Regions from separate parts of the Homo sapiens genome. Here region 2 is linked to region 1. A link is a loop called in an ENCODE intact Hi-C map of the cell type or tissue named here. Cell type or tissue: endothelial cell of umbilical vein. All regions are shown on one strand. Links, peaks and the distances in the headings refer to the core of each region. The heading gives the core; the rest is flanking DNA.

Region 1 (7,421 bases), core at 3,257-5,756:
TGGGGTCAGGTGATCCTCCTGTCTCGGCATCCCAGAGTGTTGGGATTACAGGCGTGAGCCGCTGTGCCCAGCCATTATGTTTTATTTTAATGTTAGTAACGCTTTGGCTTGCATAGCACATTTTTAGTGTGTTCTCATATTTATTATCCCTTTATCCTCAAAACAATCAAGAGATGGACTAACAGTAGCCAATATTTCTTAGCACTTACTGAGAACTTGGGTTGGATTATTTCATTCTCACATTGTGTTTGGGGTTGAGAAAGTTTACTGTGACTCTTTTTTTTTTTTTTTTTTCCCCTGATATCTAATTCCAGGCCAAAACTCCATTTTTCAGGTAAGGGAGGAAACTGAGACACAAAGAGATTCTGTAACATATCCATGGTCACACAGCTGGCAAATCACTGCTGAATCCCGGATACATACTCCTCTGGAAATAACACATCTCAAAAGTCAATTCCCCAAAAGGCAAATTTGCTAAGTAACTGCTTCACTAAATTGTTTTTTTCCTAAATTTGGGTCTTACCCCTATTTCTGCCCCTACCTGAGCCTTGGCTTCAGAGATTCCTAAAACTTTAGGGGAATCTGTCTTGGGGTGCTCAGGATGCCATAATAAAATACCATGGACTAGGCTGGGCTTGGTGCCCCACATCTGTAATCCCAGCAATTTGGGAGGGTGAGGTGGGTGGATCACTTTGAGATCAGGAGTTCAAGACCAGTCTGGTGAAACCCTGTCTCTACTAAAAATATAAAAATTAGCTGGGCATGGTGGTGTGCATCTGTAGTCCCAGCTACTTGTGAGGCTGAGGCACGAGAATCACTTGAACCCAGGAGGTGGAGGTTGCAGTGAGCTGAGATTGCTCTACTGCCCTCCAGCCTGGGTGACAGAGCGGGATCCTGTCTCAAAAAAAAAAAAAAAAAAAAAAGAGAAGAACACTACTGTAGACTAACAACAGAAATTTACAAAAATACAGCCCAAACAACAGAAATTTATTGTTTACAGTTCTGGAGGCTGGCCAGTTTGGTTCCTGGTGAGGGCTCTCTTCCTGGCCTGCAGACAGCCACCTTCTTGCTGTGTCCTCACATGGCAGAGAGAGTGAGCAAGCAAGTTCTCTGATGTTTCTTCTTGTAAAGGCACTAATCCCATTATCTCATGACCTCATCTAAGCCTTATCACCCCTCCAAAGGCCTATCTTCAAATATCATCACACTGAGAGTTAGGGCTTCAACATACAAATTTTGGGGGCACACAAACTTTTAGTTTATAAAAACATATTTCATTGAGAAAGTAGAATGGATCCAGGGCAAGGATAAATCTACAAAAATAGAAAAGATAGTACAAAGCACTGTTTTTCTTAAGAGAAAGTTTCCTATTCTCATGCAAAAATGACAAAGGGAAAAAAATTGAACTTTTTTTTTTTTTTTTTTTTTTGAGACAGAGTCTCACTCTGTTGCCCAGGCTGGAGTGCAGTGGCACTGTGTTGGCTCACTGCAACCTCCGTCTCCTGGGTTCAAGCAATTCTCCTGCCTCAGCCTCCTGAGTAGCCAGGATTACAGGCGCCCACCACCACGCCCGGCTAATTTTTATATTTTTAGTAGAGATGGGGTTTCACCATGTTGACCAGGCTGGTCTCGAACTCCTGACGTCAGGTGATCTGCCCACCTCGGCCTCCCAAAGTGCTGGGATTACAGGCATGAGCCACCGCGCCTAGCTGAAAAAATGGAACGTTGACACGTAAACCACTGATCAGGCTGAACATGACAAGGGGAAAGATATGATGCATAAGGTGGGCCTGCCAAAAAAAAAATCGAACCTGGATCGGATCTCATCCTAGATCTACAAGCCAGTTTACCAGGAAAACGGGTCCAGGGAACATTTCAATAGAGGATACAATCAGCTAAATCCAAAATTTGAGAAATGTTACAGGGCAAACACCGTAATTTATTTACAAATCTATGCAGAGAAAGGAAGAGGGGAGCCATAAATGAAAAGAAAAGAGACACGTGAACCAAGTGCAGTGTGTTGTGAACCTTGTCTGGATACTGATTAGAACAAACCAACTGTTAAAAAAATACTGATGAGATAATGGAGGACATTTGAACTCTGATTGGATTTTTGATGATACTAACCAATTGTTAATTTTTAAAAGGAGGGTGTTATGGAATTGTAGTTATATAGTAAGAATTAACTTTTAGAGAATTGTACCAAAATACTTCTGGATAAAATTATATGATATTTGGTATTGCTTTTTTTTTTTTTTTTTAAGAGACAGGGTCTTGCTCTGTTGCCCAGGCTGGAGTGCAGTGACATGATCACAGCTCACTTGCAGCCTTGAACTCCTGAGCTCCAGCCATCTTCCCACTTCAGCCTCCCTAGCAGCTGGGACTACAGGCACATGCCACCATATCCAGTTATTTTGTTGTTGTTGTTGTTGCAGAGAGATGGGGTCTCGCTTTGTTGCCAAGGCTGGCCTCTAACCCCTGGCCGCAGGTGATCCTCCTGCCTCAGCCTCCCAAAGCGCTGGGATTACACGTGTGGCCCACCACGCCTGGCCTGGGGCTTATTTCAAAATAATCCAGCATATGTGGAGAGGGAGGCTAAGGGAAATTGAAGGAGAGAGCCAGCCTGACCATGTGTTGATAATTGTTGAATTGAAATGTTGGGTAAGTACATGTGAGTTTCTCAACTTTTGTGTGTTTGACAACTTCCATAATAAAATGTTTAATAAGTGATAAGTAAATACAGCTTTGTAAAAGGTTCTTAAAAATGTGGCAAACAGGCTTCCAGTGAGCGAATTTCAGACATTGACCTGGAGCTTTCTTCTTGATCATACCCCTCAGGATTTTTCTTCTCAAGTGGAGGATAGACTTTTAGAGGAAAGACGTTATTCAGAGGTCCATCTCCTCTCTCTGATCTGTGAGCGAGGACACAGATATAATTTCCGCAGGGCTACTGGGTTTTTAGATGCATGGCGTGATGCCACCTAGGCTCTCTCAAACTGGCTCCTGCAACATGGCTTTCTTCTGTGACAGTCTCAACAGGTGGTTCGAGCCTAAAACTAGGCAGGATGTCATATGCCCCCTGTGGATGGGTTTCCTGGCATCGTTGGGTTCACAGAAATGATATTGCCCGAAACAGTGTCTGGTGTGAGGTCTCCAAGCTTTAAAAAAAAAAAAAGCCACTTTGGGAGGCCAAGGTGGGTAGATCACGAAGTCAGGAGATCGAGACCATCCTGGCTAACATGGTGAAACCCCGTCTCTACTAAAAATACAAAAAATTAGCCGGGCGTGGTGGCGGGCGCCTGTAGTCCCAGCTACTCGGGAGGCTGAGGCAGGAGAATGGTGTGAACCTGGAAGGCGGAGCTTGCAGTGAGCCGAGATCGCACCACTGCACTCCAGCCTGGGTGACAGAGTGAGACTCCGTCTCAAAAAAAAAAAAAAAGCATTTTAATTACGTAAGTGAAATTGCTCTCCCAGGCTGGATAGAGGCATTCAAAGATGTCTTGTGCATCTTCTGTTGAGCTTAGACTACTACATCTTGGCCCCTACACTCTAAGAAAGCAGTCTTTCCAAGTTGGGCTAGCCTCAAAATTACATATTGGGGTCTATGGGCAAAAGCCTGGGACACAAGGATGTTTATTACATGTAGATAATAAATAACCCTTTGTCCTGGCTATCGTGGTAACTGGGTTTTCCTTTTCACCTGGATGGACTAGGGTGAGGCAACATGTAAGGAAGTGCTCACTGCCCAGGTGGTGCGAGTACAGGGTGGCTACCCGAGCAGAAGGGCCACCTCCTGACGTTTTGTGCCCTAGGCATTTTGCTTGTCTCGCTCTAGCACTGTCTCTCACCTGGACTCACCTGGACCCATGCAAGAGACTCCTAACTCAGCTGCTTCTTTCATCTGCTGCCCTGCGGGGCATTTGTGTATTCTCAACAGGGCAGGGATTCTGTTACAATGTAAACCAGAGCCTGCTGCTCTTGCTGAATCCCTCTGGCTTCCCATCTCTCGCAGCAAAAGCCTTTCTTTCCTCTCTGACTCTAATCCCTGCCCTTCCTTTCTCCATTGCTTCTGCAGTGGCTTCTTTGCCGCTCCTTGCTTGTGCCAGACCTCAGCCTTTCCCAGTTTCTCTGCCTTTCCTGCTTGGCTTCCTGATGGCTGCGTAGCTTCCTCCCTGACCTCACACAGATCCTTATCCAAATTGTGTTTTCTCGATGAGATTGTCCCAGACCACCCCCTTTAACTTTGCAGCCTCCATCCCATGCCTGAGCTCCTTCTTTGATGTTCTTCACGCTATTTACATTTTATTGATTTCATTTCTCCCCTCACTGTCAAAAAAGTAAGTGGTGTGAGGGCAGGGACTTTTGTCTGTTTCATTTACGGCTGTATGCACTATGCCTGGTTTAAAATCTGTCAGTCAGTACAAATTTGGTGGACAGATGACAGAATGCGTTGGGGAGTTGCTTCCGACAACACGTGAGCAGCTGATGCCCAAGGCCCCTTCTGACAGCCCCTGATGGCTCGTGGCCGCCAGCCAGCACACAGACCATGTTCTGATCTGGGGAGTAAAACAACAGCAGTCCACATCCCAGAGACCTGCTCCCCCCTGCTCTTTTGTCTTTTTTGGCCTCGGCTCATCAGATGCTTTTGTCTCTGGAAAACCAACAGAACCCTCTGCCAGAAAGGTCTGCCCGACCTTCTTGTTATTTCAGCTGTTTTCAAGGTTCTCTAGGAGGATGCTTGGCCACAGGGAGGCCCATGGGAAACGAGGGTCAGGTGATGAAGTGAGTGGCTCAGGAAGCCCAAGGACTTCAGCTCTGTGTTTTCAGACACTGCTCAGCAGATCTTCAGGTTGCTGCATTCCATTCGCTTCTCAGTGCTTCTGGCCCACAGCCTGCCTGTGGGTCATTTGGCTGTTTATCAGTACCTTTACCCCTAAGCAAGCCTGGAAACTGAAGGGAGGTCAAACTTGAGCACACTTAGCAGCCCTGCTTTAAAATGGGGGTCGTGGAGAAGAATAGGAATCATGGGTAAAGCTGATTGTCAACTAAAGTTCACTCTGCTCCTGCTTGGGGAGCATGAGACATGGGAAATTGTTTATGCTTGTGCTCAACAAGGATCTTTCACAGTCAGTTGTGCTCTGATGGAGCAGATGGGCCTTCGTTGTGGGATTTGTTGACTGACGTGGCCGAGTACCTTCTGCCCCAGTGGAAGGAGGGGTGAATGCTGTATTTGCCAAAGACTCTGCCTTTCTTTATAGCCAGGAGTGCTCCTTCCCTGTGTCTACTCTCCTTTCTGAGAGTGATGGAGAAAGAAAAAGCTGGCAAAATAACATCAGATAAGATCTGAGGGTAGCAAGTAAGGCCATTTTCTTTTCTTCCTTTGTTCTAGGGGCTAGATGCAATCAAATGCTTGGCTTATATAGCTGTATGTTTGGAGGTATTGTTTTCAGAGACAGGATCTTGCTCTGTTGCCCAGGCTGGAGTACAGTGGCACCATCATAGCTCGCCACAGCCTTGAACTCCTGGGCTCCAGTGGTCCTTCCACCTCAGTTTCCCAAGTATCTGGGATTGTAGATGTACACCACCATGCGTGGCTAATTTTTTAATTTTTTTGTAGAGATCAGGTCTCGCCATCTTGCCCAGGCTGGTCTCCAACTCTCAGGCTCAAGCAGTCCTCCCACCTTGCCTCCCAAAGTGCTGGGATTACAGGCATGAGCCACTGAGTCTGGCTATGGAACCATTTTCCTTATATTTTTGTTTCGTTTTATTTTTTGAGATGGAGTCTCACTCTGTCACCCAGGTTGGAGTGCAGTGGCGCAATCTCAGCTCACTGCAACCCCCGCCTCCCAGGTTCAAGCGATTCTCCTGCCTCAGCCTCCCAAGCAGCTGGGACTACAGGTGCACGCCACTATGCCTGGCTAATTTTTTGTATTTTTAGTAGAGATGGGGCTTCACCATGTTGACCAGGCTGGTCTTGAACTCCTGACCTCAGGTGATCTGCCTGCCTTGGCTTCCCAAAGTGCTGAGATTACAGGCATGAGCCACCGCACCCAGCCCCATTTTCCTTATAGCACTTGAGCTCAACGTTTGAGCTTAGATCTTAATCAAAGTCTGTACCTGGGCATCCATTCTTTGAGTGTCTGGTCTGCCTTTTCCATTTAGTTAACAAAAATGGGGAAAGGATTAAATGTTTCCCTGGAGGTGTGGGTGTGAAGAATAATGCAGTGGTCTGCTGGCTAGATTCGCTTATTTCCATTCTATGAACATTTTAAGTAATGATTCTCTTTGAAAATCCTCAATGGAATGTTTCATCATGGAACACTGAAGAAACACAATCTGTTTATTTATATTCCCACCTAAATTTTAGCTTCTTTCTTAAGTGAATTTTTTTTCCCTGAAGTCTTGTACATGGGATCCATTCTGAAATGGATTATTGACCAGGCATGAGGCCACTCTAGTGTTCCAAGCTAAGAAGCTTTAAGAGGAAAAGTCTCCTGTGTCTGTTGCACATGGTCAGAAGCCAGTAGAATGATCTCGGAATCAAGCAGCAGGTCCACAGGTGTTTGTTAACCACCCTCCTTGTGCTGAGGCTCTTTCTCCTGAAAAGGGAGATGCCTTTGGAGTCTTAAGATCAACAAATACCAGTTGAGTCTAATTGAGTTTGAGATAATACATCTCCTTTTGGGAAACAGAAGAATTTGCATTTCTGAACAATTGATTCATTGGCCTCCAGATGACATGACTGTTTACTTGGATTTCCTTTTAGTTTGATTAAGTACATATTTGCCCATTCTTTTGGTTTTTATCCCGGTCTTCCAAAATTTACATACCTCTAACCACCCCCATCCATGTGGATTGATCAATTGGGTTGGCTTGCAAGGATGTACAACTGGAAAAAGTGTCTGTCATAATCCCAGGCCTATCTTTTTTACACAGTGGTTCTCCTTTAATCTGCTCCATACACTGGATGTTCAACTGAAGCTTTGTTGTTGTTGTTGTTAATTTTAGATTTAAAAAATACAGATAAGGTCTCACTATGTTGGACAGGCTGATCTTGAACCGCTAGCCTCAAGTAATCCTTCCGCCTCGGCCTCCCAAAGTGTTGGGATTACAGGAATGAACCACAATGCCCAGCCAACTGAAATTTTTGTTTGGTCCACAATTTCAACTCTGTTCCTCCTTATTAAACTTGCAAATTGGCTGGATGTGGTGACTCATGCATGTAATCCCAGCACTTTGAGAGGTTGAGGTGGGAGGATCACTTGAACCCAGGAGTTCCAGACTGGCCTGGGCAATATAGTGAGATCCAGTCTGTACAAAAAGTAAAAAAATTAGCTGGGCGTGGTGGCATACACTTGTAATTCTAGCTACCCGGGAGGCTGAGGCAGAAGGATCGTTTGAACCCAGGAGTTTGAGATTGC
Region 2 (7,421 bases), core at 1,968-4,467, 52 kb after region 1:
ATTTTCTATGCATACTACAAAGGGATATTAATCAAATCCTCTTATAATTACATACTCTATAGCACTGCAGTATTAAATCATAGGAAATTACATTTTTGTCGTGGGTGTACAAAGGCAAGCACATGGAGTCGCAGCCACGTGGGGGTGCTAACCGGTTGCTTCTATTCCAGGTTTTGATTACTACTTTGGAATCCCATATAGCCATGATATGGGCTGTACTGATACTCCAGGCTACAACCACCCTCCTTGTCCAGCGTGTCCACAGGGTGATGGACCATCAAGGTAATGCTGTCTGACACATTTGCGATAGGCTCCAGGACAAGGCAAAGTTCCAAGACTGTGGTCCATCAGCAATAAATTAAAGATGCAGACAGGAAACAGTTAAGACGGCAAATAAGATACACGGTACATTCTGTGCAAATTTAAATGTGTTATTTGCAGGGAGTGCAAGAAACCTTTCAACGATGAGGTCCACAAAATTCTTCTATTGAAATTTTTACAGGTTCCTCAGACTATTGAGCTCAGCTAGGGAGAGGCTTGTGCTGCTAGGGTCTCACACATGTGGGGCCTCCCTCCTCCTCTGCCTGCTGTCTTTGCTTCTAGCCCAGACACTGGACATAAGGAGGGAGGGAGGGAGAGAGCAGAGGAGAGAGACAGAGGAGAGAGAGAGAGAGAGAGACAGAGGAGAGAGAGAGAGAGAGAGAGAGAGACAGAGGAGAGAGAGAGAGAGAGACAGAGGAGAGAGAGAGAGAGAGAGACAGAGAGAGAGAGAGAGAGAGACAGAGACAGAGAGAGAGAGAACAGGATTCCTTTTGAGCTTCTCCCCGCATGGACAACTAAGCCAGCATTCTGATGTTGGAATGCCAAACAGGCACCAAATAGGATGTTTTGAAAAAACATTTAATGAAATGGGAAAATGCTTATGATATAATAGTAAGTGAAAAAAAAAAAAAAGCAGGAAGCAAGTCATCAACGGTAAGATCCTAATGAGCTCTGTAACCCTATCTTTGTAGTCCTATCAACGGAGACTCAAAGGAGATATGCCATAATGTTATCAAGGAATCTCTCTGGTCGTGGGACTCAGGGTTTTCATTTTCTTTTTTCTTTCTTTTTTTTTTTTTTTGAGATGGAGTGTTGCTCTCTTACCCAGGCTAGAGCGCAGTGGCGCGATCTCGGCTCACTGCAACCTCTGCCTCCCTGGTTCAAGAGATTCTCTTGCCTCAGCCTCTTGAGTAGCTAGGATTACAGGTACCCACTACCACACCAGGCTAATTTTTGTATTTTTAGAAGAGACGGGGTTTCGCCATGTTGGCCAGGCTGGTCTTGAACTCCTGACCTCAGGTGATCTGCCCACTTCGGCCTCCCAAAGTGCTGGGATTTCAGGCGTGAGTCACCGCACCCAGCGGTGACTCTTTCTCCACTTTCTCTTTATTTTCCTCTTTGTCATTGTATTTCCTAAGTATCCTGAGATGCATTTATGATCACAAAAAAAAGATGATAAGCCTCACTCAGGTAATAAAGCAGCACAAAACACGTGTTCCCTTGTTCGGACAGAGCACTGTGGTTATTTCTAAGGCTACAGTTGTCTGAGCCACTTGGGAAAGGTGAGTCTCAGCTCGTCTATCTATAAAACAATAGTTAATATAATAGTGGGTATTTATTGAGAAATTGTTACATTCTAAGCACTGTCTATATTTATCTGTAATCCACGTGACCACTGTGTGAGGTAGGTATTTCTTAGGTTGGTGCAAAAGTAATTGCGGTTTTTGCTGTTGAAAGTAAAACCACAATTACTTTTGCACCAACCTGATACCTGATTTTACAGATAAGGAAGCTTATGTTGCCCAGGTTACACCGGAGCTGGAAAGAGGTAGGAATGGAGATTCCAATCCAGGTCTCTCTGAGTCCAGAGCCCATATGCCCTTCCTATCTTTGCTACTCATAGCATAGTCATTGAACCAGCATGGTGGATATCACTTACATGCTTGGTAGAAGTGCACAGATTCACATCCTACCCCCAGGTCTGCTTTTTAACAAGACTTATGCATGCAGTGAGCTATGATTGCATCACTGCACTTCACCCTGGGTGACAGAGTAAGATCCCGTCTCAAAAAACAAAAACAAAAACAAAAACCAGCCCAGGGATTCTGCACATTATGGCATGAAAAGCGAGGCTATAGAGCATCCTGCTGCCCTTCTTACCCACCGTGGCCTGCTGGGCATACCTGTAATCACACCTGGCCATATGAAGGTATGACATATGTCAGCCAATCTCTTTTTAAAATTTTAAAATTTTAATTAATTTATTTTTTGGAAGGATGGAGTCTCGTTCTGTTGCCCAGGCTGGAGTGCAGTAGCACAATCTCTGATCATTACAATTTCCGCCTCCCAGGTTCAAGTGATTTTCCTGCCTCAGTCACCTGAGTAGCTGGGATTACAGGCTTGTGTTACCATGCCTGGCTGAGTTTTGTATTTTTAGTAGAGATGGGGTTTCACCGTGTTGGCCAAGCTGGTCTTGAACTCCTGACCTCAAGTGATCTGCCTACCTCGGCTTCCCGAAATGCTGGGATTACAGGCATGAGCCACTGCACCTGGCCTTCTTTTTCTTCTTCTTGTTCTTTTTTTTTTTTTTTTTATTTCAATCCTGTTCCTTCTGTATTTTTTTATTTTTATTTTTTAATTTTTAATCTATGTTAAAAATCTCTTTTTAATCTATGTTAAAAATCCAGTAGAAAGCCAGGTGCAGTGGGTCACTCCTGTAATCCCAGCACTTTGGGAGGCTGAGGTGGGTGGACCTTGTGAACCCAGGAGTTTGAGATCAGCTTGGTCAACACAACAAAACCCCATCTCTACAGAAAATACAAAAATTAGCTGGGTGTGGTGGCCCATGCCTGTAGTCCCAGCTACACAGGAGGCTGAGGTGGGAGGATGGCTTGAGGAGGAGGTTGCAGTGAGCTGAGATTATGCCACTGCACTTCAGCCTGGGTGACAGAGCCAGATCCTGTCTCAAAAAAAAAAAAAAAGAAAAAAAGAAAAAAAAATCAAACAGAGAAATAATGGGTGGCTTAGGAGAGAGAGAAAAACAGGAAAGAATGTAAATGACTCATGGAGTTGCAATGGTATAATAAAAAGCTGAAAAATTCAACATAAATATGCGATTAGTGTTCTAATGCCCAGCATGGTGATAATTCTTTTTCTCTTTTAAAAAATTTGGGATGCCTGTAATCCCAGCACTTTGGGAGGCCGAGGTGGGTGGATTGCTTGAGCTCAGGAGTTTGAGACCAGCCTGGGCAACATGGTGAAACCCGTTCTTTACAAAAAATACAAAAATTAGCCAGGTGTGGTGGCACACACCTATAGTCTCAGCTGCTCAGGGACTAAGATGGGAGTTTGAGGCTGCAATGAGCTGAGATTGTGCCACTGCACTTCAGCCTGGGCGACAGAGTGAGACCCTGTGTCAAAAAAACAAAACAAAACAAAAATTGTGGTTTTTGACAATTATCCACACAGTCTGACCATATCTCCTATATTTCTGTAATGGGGTGTGTGTGCATGTAGGTGTGATGGCAAGTTTTGATTTCTTCACAAATCCTTCCCAGCACTATTAGGATGACGTATTTGCCTGAGAGAACTCCATTCATTACCACCTCTGTCTGCATTGCTCTCAGCTTCTCTCTTGGTTCTCTTTGGTGACCAGGACTGAGAGCTTGAGATTTTTCAGAATTCCTAATACACTGAAGATGTGTGCAATGCACTAACCATTTGTTATCTCCCTTAGACCACCAGCACCCCTGTAAGGATGGCACAGGCCCTCCAATGCTACGGATAAGGAGATAACTCTGGGAGCTTAAGTAACTTGCCAGAGATCATGACCAGAGTCAGACCATGACTCAGCCACATTGATGGGCAGCTATGGGTCAGATTCATTTCAATCTGTAAGACCAAAACTTGAGCTTGTGTTGTTTTGTTTTGAGATGGAGTTTTGCTCTTGTCGCCCAGGCTGTAGTACAATGGCGCAATCTCAGCTCACTGCAACCTCCGCCTCCTAGGTTCAAGCAATTCTCCTGCCTCAGCCTCCTGAGTAGCTGAGACTACAGGCGTGCAGCACCACGGCTAATTTTTGTATTTTTAGTAGAGATGGGGTTTCACCATGTTGGCCAGGCTGGTCTTGAACTCCTGACCTTAGGTGATCCACCCGCCTTGGCCTCCCAAAGTTCTGGGATTACACGCATGAGCCACTGTGCCTGGCCTGGTCTTGAACTTCTGACCTCAGGTGATCTGCCTGCCTCAGCCTCCCAAAGTATTGGGATTACAGGCGTGAGCCACGGCGTCTGGCCATGAGCTTGTTTTTTTTTTTTTTCCAGGAGATGTTATTAGTTTGACTCTTATTTTTTTTCCAACTGCTGAAGTTTCTCCAAATTCTGCAAACATGGCTTAAAATTAAAATTGTCCCAACCCATCTTATGTATTCCTTTTTATGTATTTATTTATTTTTGAGATGGAGTCTCACTCTGTCACCCAGGGTAGAGTGCAGTGGGATGATCTCAGTTCACTGCAACCTCCGCCTCCCGGGTTCAAATGATTCTCCTGCCTCAGCCTCCTGAGTAGCTGGGATTACAGATGTGCACTGCCATGCCCAGCTAATTTTTGTATTTTTAGTAGAGACAGGGTTTCACCCTGCTGGCCAGGCTGGTCTCGAACTCCTGACCTCAAGTGATCTGCTGGCCTCGGTCTCCCAAAGTGCTGGGATCACAGGCATGAGCCACTGCACCTGGCCCATCTTATATATTCTGTCCTATTGACAGACCTGCTATTACATGAAGTCCCAATTGTTGACTTCGGAAAACGCTGAGTTGCACGCCATACACAGAGGCTGGGATTGAAGTGAGACAGCAGAGAAAGCCAGCAATGGGGCTACTGATTGGTGGTGGGACTCTGCTTGACATCATTTAGGTTCTTTAGACCTCAGTTTCTCTCCCCGCAAAATGCAAGTAATAAAAAATAATGTCCCTAGCTCACGAGAGTCTTTGCAAGCTTTACAGAGTGGTCAGCTCGTCCATGGAACATAAATATCTATTCAAAGGGAATGGAAGAAAGCATTATGCATAGACTTTTACACTTGGAGGAAATGGCCAACCAGAAAAATCATTTGGGGCCAGAGTGTTGTATTTATGTGCATATGCATTGTTGCATTAAAGCATTTAGTTCTGCTCCGTGAGTACGTAGGAAATGAATACTCTATGGTCTGTGGTTTCCACACAGGAACCTTCAAAGAGACTGTTACACTGACGTGGCCCTCCCTCTTTATGAAAACCTCAACATTGTGGAGCAGCCGGTGAACTTGAGCAGCCTTGCCCAGAAGTATGCTGAGAAAGCAACCCAGTTCATCCAGCGTGCAAGGTGAGGAGTCTCCCTCCCTCCGCAGGGCCTCCCCCTGCCTCCACCTACCCGTGCACACACACCATGTCCCTTGGCCTCAGCACGCTTGAGGCCATGGCAGAGTTTTGCTGCTCAGCAGAGATGGATGCATACATGTCTCCTATAAGTAAAGCTGGAAAACAGCCCCTTCTGGAAATCTGCGGTCCTGGATTAGAGATTCCTCAGGTATGTTCCTAGAGTCCCTGGGGCTTATCCCTCTGTTGCTTTGATCACGTTCCACTGCCATGATCATTTTGTCCTCTCCTTCTAGGGTACGAGCTCCTCAAGGGTAGGGCCTGCCCACTGCACTCTGGGCACTCAAGGCATTTGTTGAGCTCACTAGCTGGCAGGATGTATTACTTTTCCATTGCTGCTGTAACAACCAACCACTAATTTAGTAGCTAAAACAACAGTAACTTACCCTGCTACAGATCTGGAGGCCAGATGTCTGAAATGAGTCTTAGGGGGCTAAAATCAAGGCATCAGCAGGACTGTTTTCTTGGGGAGTCTCTAGGGAGGATTCCTTCCTTGCCTTTTCCAGCTTCTGGCATTTCTGAGCTATGGCCATATCATTCTCAACTCTAATTCTGTTGTTCACTTGCATCTTCAGTCAAATCTCCCCTCTGGCTCCCACTTACGATAGCACTTGTGATGGCGTTTAGGGTCCACCAGGAGAATCCAAGGTGATCCCCCTACCTCAAGACCCTTAACATAATTCCACCTGAAAACTCTCTTTTGCCATATACCGTAACATTCACAGATTCCAGGAATTAGACCCTGCTTATCTTTGGGAGCTATCCTTCATTCTACCAGACAGAAGTTACAAATTCCCGCATCTAGAAGGCACAGATAGGTAACCTTAAAGAGGGAAGCAGGATGAACGTAAGGCATTAGGGAGTGGTGGGGTCTACAGTGAACCTGTAAGCACATGCCCCATCTGAAGGGGGCAGCTACTACCTAGCTCCAGCTGCTTGGTGCTTCTTTGTGAAAATGTGAACCTGGAATATCACATCTTTTCATTTTACAACAGAGATAGGATACCTGGCTTTTATGTGAAATCTCCTGATCTTGAAATATTAGAAACTACTAATTAACAAAAGGCTGGGGGTGGTAGCTCATGCCTATAATCCCAGCACTTTGGGAGGCCAAGATGGGCAGATTGTTTGAGTCTAGGAGTTCAAGACTAGCTGGGCAACATGGTGAAACTCTGTCGCTACAAGCAATACAAAAATTAGCTGGGCGTGGTGATCTGCACATGTTGTTCCAGCTACTTGGTAGGCTGAGGATGGAGGATCACTTGAGCCTGGGAGGCATAGGTTGCAGTGAGCCAAGATTGTGTCACTGCATTCCAGCCTGGGTGACAGAGCGAGACCCTGTCTCAAAAAAAATATAAAATGAAAAATAAAATAAAATAAAGGTAAATAAGAAAAACAAAGAAGTGGGCTGTGTGCGGTGGCTCCTACCTGTAATCCCAGTGCTTTGGGATTACACTGGGTAATCCTCCAGGATCGCTCGAGGCCAGGAATTCCAGACTAGCCTGGACAACCTGGTGAGACCTTGTCTTTACAAAAAATTATAAAAAGTGGCTGGGCGCGGTGGCTCACGTCTGTAATCCCAGCACTTTGGGAGGCCAAGGCAGGCAGATCACCTGAATTCAGGAGTTCGAAACCAGCCTGACCAACACGGTGAAACCCTGTGTCTACTAAAAATACAAAAATTAGCTGGGAGTGGTGGCACCCATCTGTAGTCCCAACTATTTTGGAGGCTGAGGTAGGAGAATCACTTGAGCCCGGGAGGTGGAGGTTGCAGTGAGCCCAGATTGTGCCACCGCACTCCAGCCTGGGCGACAGAGCAAGACTCTGTCTCAAAAAAAAAAATTAATACAAGTTATTAAATAGCTGAGCATAGTTGTGTGAATCTGTAGTGCCAGCTAACTCGGGTGGCTGAACTGGGAGAATCACTTGAGTCCAGGAGTTCAAGGCTGCAGTGAGCCATAATGGTGC

What was found. A loop is a pair of places that touch in the nucleus more often than their neighbours do. Peaks named below come from ENCODE experiments on the same cell type or tissue, not always from the same donor. Only the 100,000 strongest peaks of a DNase experiment are listed, where the experiment ranks them.
Region 2: it touches region 1 in a loop (3-fold over the local background); 20 of 110 quality-filtered maps call a loop at or near these places.

What each region holds. Positions count from the first base shown.
Region 1 is chr17:68,297,694-68,305,114 of GRCh38, forward strand. All of the region lies in intron 1 of ARSG (arylsulfatase G), which reads left to right. Among named protein-coding and RNA genes, the nearest start is that of ARSG, 9.9 kb to the left of the region's middle. In endothelial cell of umbilical vein, for the core only: no CTCF peak of the experiment used is centred there; a DNase peak (open chromatin) is centred at 4,708; H3K27ac peaks cover 2,272 bases.
Region 2 is chr17:68,351,405-68,358,825 of GRCh38, forward strand. It overlaps ARSG (arylsulfatase G), which reads left to right. Exons shown (of 12, transcript NM_001267727.2): 5 at 171-282; 6 at 5,263-5,400. Among named protein-coding and RNA genes, the nearest start is that of ARSG, 64 kb to the left of the region's middle. RefSeq lists an enhancer at 5,344-5,403. In endothelial cell of umbilical vein, for the core only: no CTCF peak of the experiment used is centred there; DNase peaks (open chromatin) are centred at 3,097 and 3,877; H3K27ac peaks cover 1,384 bases.